Regions from separate parts of the Homo sapiens genome. Here region 2 is linked to region 1. A link is an interaction called in ENCODE POLR2A ChIA-PET data of the cell type or tissue named here. Cell type or tissue: Panc1. All regions are shown on one strand. Each heading gives the region's core, and the rest is flanking DNA. Links, peaks and the distances in the headings are about the cores only. Region 1 has its middle 160 kb from the start of UBE2E1. Region 2 has its middle 19 kb from the start of UBE2E1.

Region 1 (2,914 bases), core at 218-2,717:
GGGTTTTAGTTTTACCTCTTTCAGTTATTGTCTCTAAACCTTGGGGAAAAATCATTTAATCTTCTTGTGCCTCAGTTTTCCCAGAAGCTACACCCTTAGCATCCTGTGGTATTCTAGAACACTATTACTTCTAAATGTTTTGCAGAATGCTATTAAGCATTAGGAGTGGTAGAGTATTCACACCTTCATTTTGGAGGTGAGGAAACCAGACCATCTGCATATTTACTGATTTGGCCAGTATCAGACAGCCAGGGAGCAGGAGATCCAGGGCTTGAACCCAGGTTTCTCCAGGCAAATCTGTGCTCTAGACACAGAGTGAAAGTCAATGGGCTCTAACACACACAGATTACCAAGGTGTTCCAGGAGCTACAAGATGAACAAAACAAGGCCTCATCCTCAGGGCTTTTCCATGCTGCCTCCTGGCCCTTCCCACTCCTTCCTATTGTACGTAGTGTCTACTCCACCACGAGACTTGTGTCAGCATTGACGTCAAGAATATAACAGCCTCTCTTGATGTCTACCAATGCTTTGCCTCCACATAAGTCATTCAGTTTCTCTGTGCCTTGGTTTTCACTTGAAAAAACAAAACAAAACAAAAAAACCTTCCAACTGCAGTACGATGCAGCAAAGCCCAGCTGACTGCATAACGAATGTGAAACTTTAAAGTGCAGGAATGGAGTATGGTACCTGTTTCTAGTGACACCGTTTCTCCAGAGCATCTCTATGTAACCATGGTTTTCATATCCTCATAAATATACTACGACATAGCACACCGGGAGTATAGTTACGACAAAAATTTCCCATATAATAAAGGTTGTCTTGGCGGGGCATGGTGGCTCATGCCTGTAATCCCAGCACTTTGGGAGGCCAAGGCAGATGGATCATGAGGTCAGCAGGTCAAGACTATCCTGGCCAACATGGTGAAACACCGACTCTACCAGAAATACAAAAATTAGCTGGGTGTGGTGGCGTGCGCCTGTAATCCCAGTTACTCAGGAGGCTGAGGCAGGAGAATCTCTTGAACTCAAGAGGTGGAGGTTGCAGTGAGTCAAGAAAATGCCATTGCACTCCAACCTGAGCGGCAGAGCAAGACTCCATCTCAATAAATAAATAAATAAGGGTTGTCTCCAGTCTTTGTCTATATAGCTCGCACCTCCTGTATGAAGAATAACTCTTTGCTATAGAAATTTCACATAATAACATGTAAGTTAAGAATGAAGCCAGTAGGACAAGAGAAGAAGTGAACTATAAGAGATCTCCCACACAGCTTTGTTCTACAGTGCCATTCGTGTCTCTTTTCCACGAAGGCAAGCATTTCATTCCCTCACACTGAGATGAGCACAGTGATTGAAACCTTGGATAACACATAGGAAGCTCAGGGGAGAGTTGAACTGGGAAGACGTGTTTCAGTGATCTACTGCTACATAACAAATCACCCCCAAAACTTAGTGGCTTAAGCAATGATGATTAGTTCTCATTATTCTGTGGTCCCAACTGGGTCACTCTTTTGACTCTAAGCAGCTGCTGGCTGGGCTGAGCTGTTGGCTGGGACATCTTTGTTATCCTCCACAGGGCCTCGCCACAAGGCAACTTGGGCTTCTCCACAGCATGGTGGTCTCAGCGTTTCAACAGGGCAGAAGTGGAAGCTGCCCGGCCTCCTAGGGGCTAACCTGGCACAGCATCACTTCCACTACATTCTATTGGTCAAAGCAAGACACAAAAAGCTGGGGACAATGGTGTGCACCTGAGGTCCCAGTTACTCAGGAGGTTGAGGCAGGAAGATCGGGAGTTCAAACCCAACTTGGGCAGTGTAGTGAGACCCTGTCTCTAAAAACTCAAAAAAAAAAAAAAAAGCAGGCCTCAAAAGTCAACTCAGATTCGAGAGGAGGTGAGGGTAAATAGGCCCCACCTCTAGATGGGAAAAATGATGTACTCATTCAAAAATGGACGGATTGGTGTAGCCATCTTTTTTTTTTTTCTTTGAGACAGAGCCTCCCTTTGTCCACCAGGCTGGAGTGCAGTGGTGCGATCATGACTCTCTTCATCTTTGGCAGCAACCTACCACATAGGGGATTATAGAAGAGGAGACTTGTAACTTCTATGTGGTCACTTCAGACCTGCAGAGCAGGCAGGTGAGGTGAAAGAGGCTGTTTGAGAGTCCGAGCCTGTTGTAGAGAGATCAGTCCAGTGGTCCAGGTTCAGTGAGGAAATGATCTGGTAGTAGTTCTTCTGGAAGCATTCTTCTTTGGAAATTCTACAGGTAAGGCTTGTCCGTATTCCCTCTTCTCTCACCTCTGGGGAGGAATGGGGAGTTGGGTAGGGCTGATGGAGCTTGTAGAAGGTATTAGGGACTGAATCCTCTTCCTCCGAAAATTCATATGTTGAAGTCTTAATCCACAATACCTCAGAATGTGACTGTATTTGGAGGTAGGGTCTTCAAAGAGGTAATTAATTTAAAATGATGCTGTTAGTGTGGGCCCTGGTCCAATATGACTAGTGTCCTTCTAAGAAGAGGTGATTAAGACACACAGAGATGTTGGGGGAGTAAGACAAGCATGGGAAGATACAGCAAGAGGGTTGCCATCTGCAGGCCAAGGACAGGGGCCTCAGCGGAAACCCAACCTGCTGGCACCTTCATCTTGGGCTTCCAGCCTCCAGAACCGTGAAAAATAAACTTCTGTTGTTGAAGCCACCCAGTCCGTAGTATTTCACTATGGCAGCCCAAGCCGATGGATACAAAGGAGAAAGGCCTCAGCCTGAAGGGTCCGGTAGAACCAAAGCCCATGTGGAAGTGGGAAGGCCTGAAACAACAGGAGGATGGTCCAAGCCTCTGCAAATCCAAGGTGCCTGGTAGTGGGTTTGGACATAGTGACATGTCCCCAGGGTTCTGAAGCCAGGACAGCAAGAGAATCCT
Region 2 (2,914 bases), core at 133-2,632, 140 kb after region 1:
TGGGGTCTTATTCTAGTTGGAAAGGAGATAAATACACAAATATATAGAATATCGTGTGTTGAGAGATGCTATGAAGAAAGATTAAAGCAGGGTTAGGGAGAATTGAACAAGGTAGAGGGGACACTTAAACAGAAAGGTGGCTTAGTAAACCTGGGCTTGCTCTAGGCTATGCCCTTATGGAGAAATCTTTTGTAAGTCAGCTCTTTAGGTGACAACCAAGAGGAAGCAAGTTCTGCTCTTTACCAGTCTTCTAAGAGAAAGTCTCCAAGTTGTGGGGTTGCACTCTTTCCCATGCCAGATTATTCCATCTTTGCCAGGAGGAACAATGTCACCCATAAAGAATTTTTATTGGGAAGAGTCCATTGACTGACCTCTCTGCTCTCCATTCCCTGAGCTTTTAATGGCAAAGTCTCCTTGCTTCCGGGGAAAACACCCTCGATGGGCACACAATTGCTTTATAAATATTTAAAAGGACAGAGAACTTGGCTTAGGAAGCTGGTTTACCTAGAACAGTATTGACTATGCCAAACTGTAGGAAATCCCCTTCCTAAAATCCCAGCATCAATGTATTTGCAAAGGCTGTTTAACGGAAACAGGTAGCCCTCTGAGGGATGCTTGCTTTTGGTGAAAAAAAAAAGTGTAAAAAAAGACTGGCTGGAAAAAATAATCTCATGGTGGAACTTGAGGCATGGAGAGGAGCTGTTTGAGGCCAAAGTGGGATTGTAAGAAGATGTCTAATTCACATCAATAGGCACCTGTCCACCTTCTCCACTTTATTCATTCATTCATCCATTCACTCACTAATTCATTTATTGATTCATTCATCCATCAACTTTTTTTTTTTTTTGAGATGCTCTTGTTGCCCAGGCTGGAGTGCAGTGGTGCAATCTCGGCTCACCGCAACTTCCACCTCCCGGGCTCAAGTGATTCTCCTACCTCAGCCTCCCGAGTAGCTTGGATTACAAGAATGAGCCACCATGCCCAACTAATTTTGTATTTTTAGTAGAGACAGGGTTTCTCCGTGTTGGTCAGGCTGGTCTCAAACTCCCGACCTCAGGTGATCTGCCTGCCTCAGCCTCCCAAAGTGCTGGGATTACAGGCATGAGCCACCGCACCCGGCCTTCATCCATCAACTTTATTGATACCTACTATGTGTCAGGCCAAGTTCTGAGCCCTGGGGCATAGAGATGTAACAACAAAAGCAAAAACAAAAAAAAATAATTCCTATTTTGAAGGAGCTTGCATAGTTGGAATGTCACTTCTCATTCTGTGTCCCTAAGGTCAAAGCTACCGTTAAGAGAGGTGTTGCAGTACCCAGAACAAACATAGGTCCTCTACAGAGCCTTAGAACTGCTGAACCCCAAGAGTCTCCTGGGTCGGCCTTCAATCCAACCCCCATGCAGTTCTTTCTCTAAGCATGGAGTCCACCACTGAAATACTCAAACACAGGGCAGTTCCCATCTGAATTATTGGTTTTTGTTTTCTTTCTTTTTTTTTTTTTTTTTTTTTACTGTTGTTTCTATTTATGTATTTTTTTTTTAATTCTTTTATTGAGACGGAGTCTAGCTCTGTAGCCCAGGCTGGATTGCAGTGGTGCAGTCACAACTCACTGCAACCTGGACCTCCCAGGCTCAATGAATCCATTCACCTCAGCCTCTTGAGTATCTGGGACTACAGATGTGAGCCCCCATGCCCAGCTGTATTTTTTTTAGAGATGGGGTCTTGCCATGTTGCCAAAGCTGGTCTTGAACTCCTGAGCTCAAGTGATCCGCCCTCTTGGCCTTCCAAAATTCTGAGATTACAGGCATGATCCACCGCGTCCAGCCCCCATCTGAATTCTAAAACAGCTGCTGAAGGAATCAAAACTCGATGGAAAGAACTTTTTGATCCAGAGTCTGAGCCTTAAAAAGCAGCTTGTGTATTCATCAATTTAACTATTTCAAAAATGCTCATCCTGAAAATATGAAGAGAAAAAATTTCAGTATGTAAAGGTACACATACAAAATGATCCCCATATATATATACACACACACTGACACACGCACACACATATGCACATATGTGTAGAGAAAATATTGGACGGAGTCTCGCTCTGTCACCCAGGCTAGAGTGCAGTGGCGTGATCTTGGCTCACTGCAAGCTCCACCTTCTGGGTTCAAGCGATTCTCCTGCCTCAGCCTCCTGAGCAGCTGGGACTACAGGTGTGTGCCACCACGCCCAGCTAGTTTTTGTATTTTTAGTAAAGACGGGGTTTCATCATATTGGCCAGGCTGGTCTCAAACTCCTGACCTCGCGATCCACCTGCCTCGGCCTCCCGAAGTGCTGAGATTACAGGCGTGAGCCTCTGCGCCTGGCTTTTTTTTTTTTTTTTTTTTTTGAGTCAGAGCCTTTCTCTGTCACACAGGCTGGAGTGCAATGGTGCAATCTCGACTCACTGCAACCTCCGACCCCCGGATTCAAATGATTCTCGTGCCTCAGCCTCCTGAGTAGCTGGGATTACAGTCACGCAGAACCACGCCCAGCTATTTTTTGTATTTGTAGTAGAGACGGGGTTTCGCCATGTTATCCAGGCCGGTCTCAAACTCCTGACCTCAAATGATCCACCTGCCTCGGCCTCCCAAAGTGCTGGGATGACAGGCTTGAGCCACTGCATCCGGCCTTCAGGATGGTGTTTTTATGAGCGAACTTTTATGTTTTCTTCATTTTCCAAGTTTCCTGTATTAAGTGTGTATTATTTCTATTACTATTGAAAAGTAATTTTTTTAAAGAGATGGTGTCTCACTGTTGCCCACACTGGAGTGCAGTGGCACAATCATAGCTTATTGTAACCTCGAACTCCTGGGCTCAAGCAATCCGCCTGCTTCAGCTTCCCAAGCAGCTGGGACTACTGACACCATGCCTGACTAATTAAAAA

The links. Peaks named below come from ENCODE experiments on the same cell type or tissue, not always from the same donor. Only the 100,000 strongest peaks of a DNase experiment are listed, where the experiment ranks them.
Region 2: POLR2A ChIA-PET joins it to region 1 with 7 read pairs; 4 of 35 experiments call an interaction of 5 or more read pairs at or near these places.

The regions. Positions count from the first base shown.
Region 1 is chr3:23,641,673-23,644,586 of GRCh38, forward strand. No RefSeq gene overlaps it. Among named protein-coding and RNA genes, the nearest start is that of UBE2E1, 160 kb to the right of the region's middle. In Panc1, for the core only: no CTCF peak of the experiment used is centred there; no DNase peak of the experiment used is centred there; H3K27ac peaks cover 271 bases.
Region 2 is chr3:23,785,706-23,788,619 of GRCh38, forward strand. No RefSeq gene overlaps it. Among named protein-coding and RNA genes, the nearest start is that of UBE2E1, 19 kb to the right of the region's middle. In Panc1, for the core only: no CTCF peak of the experiment used is centred there; no DNase peak of the experiment used is centred there; H3K27ac peaks cover 84 bases.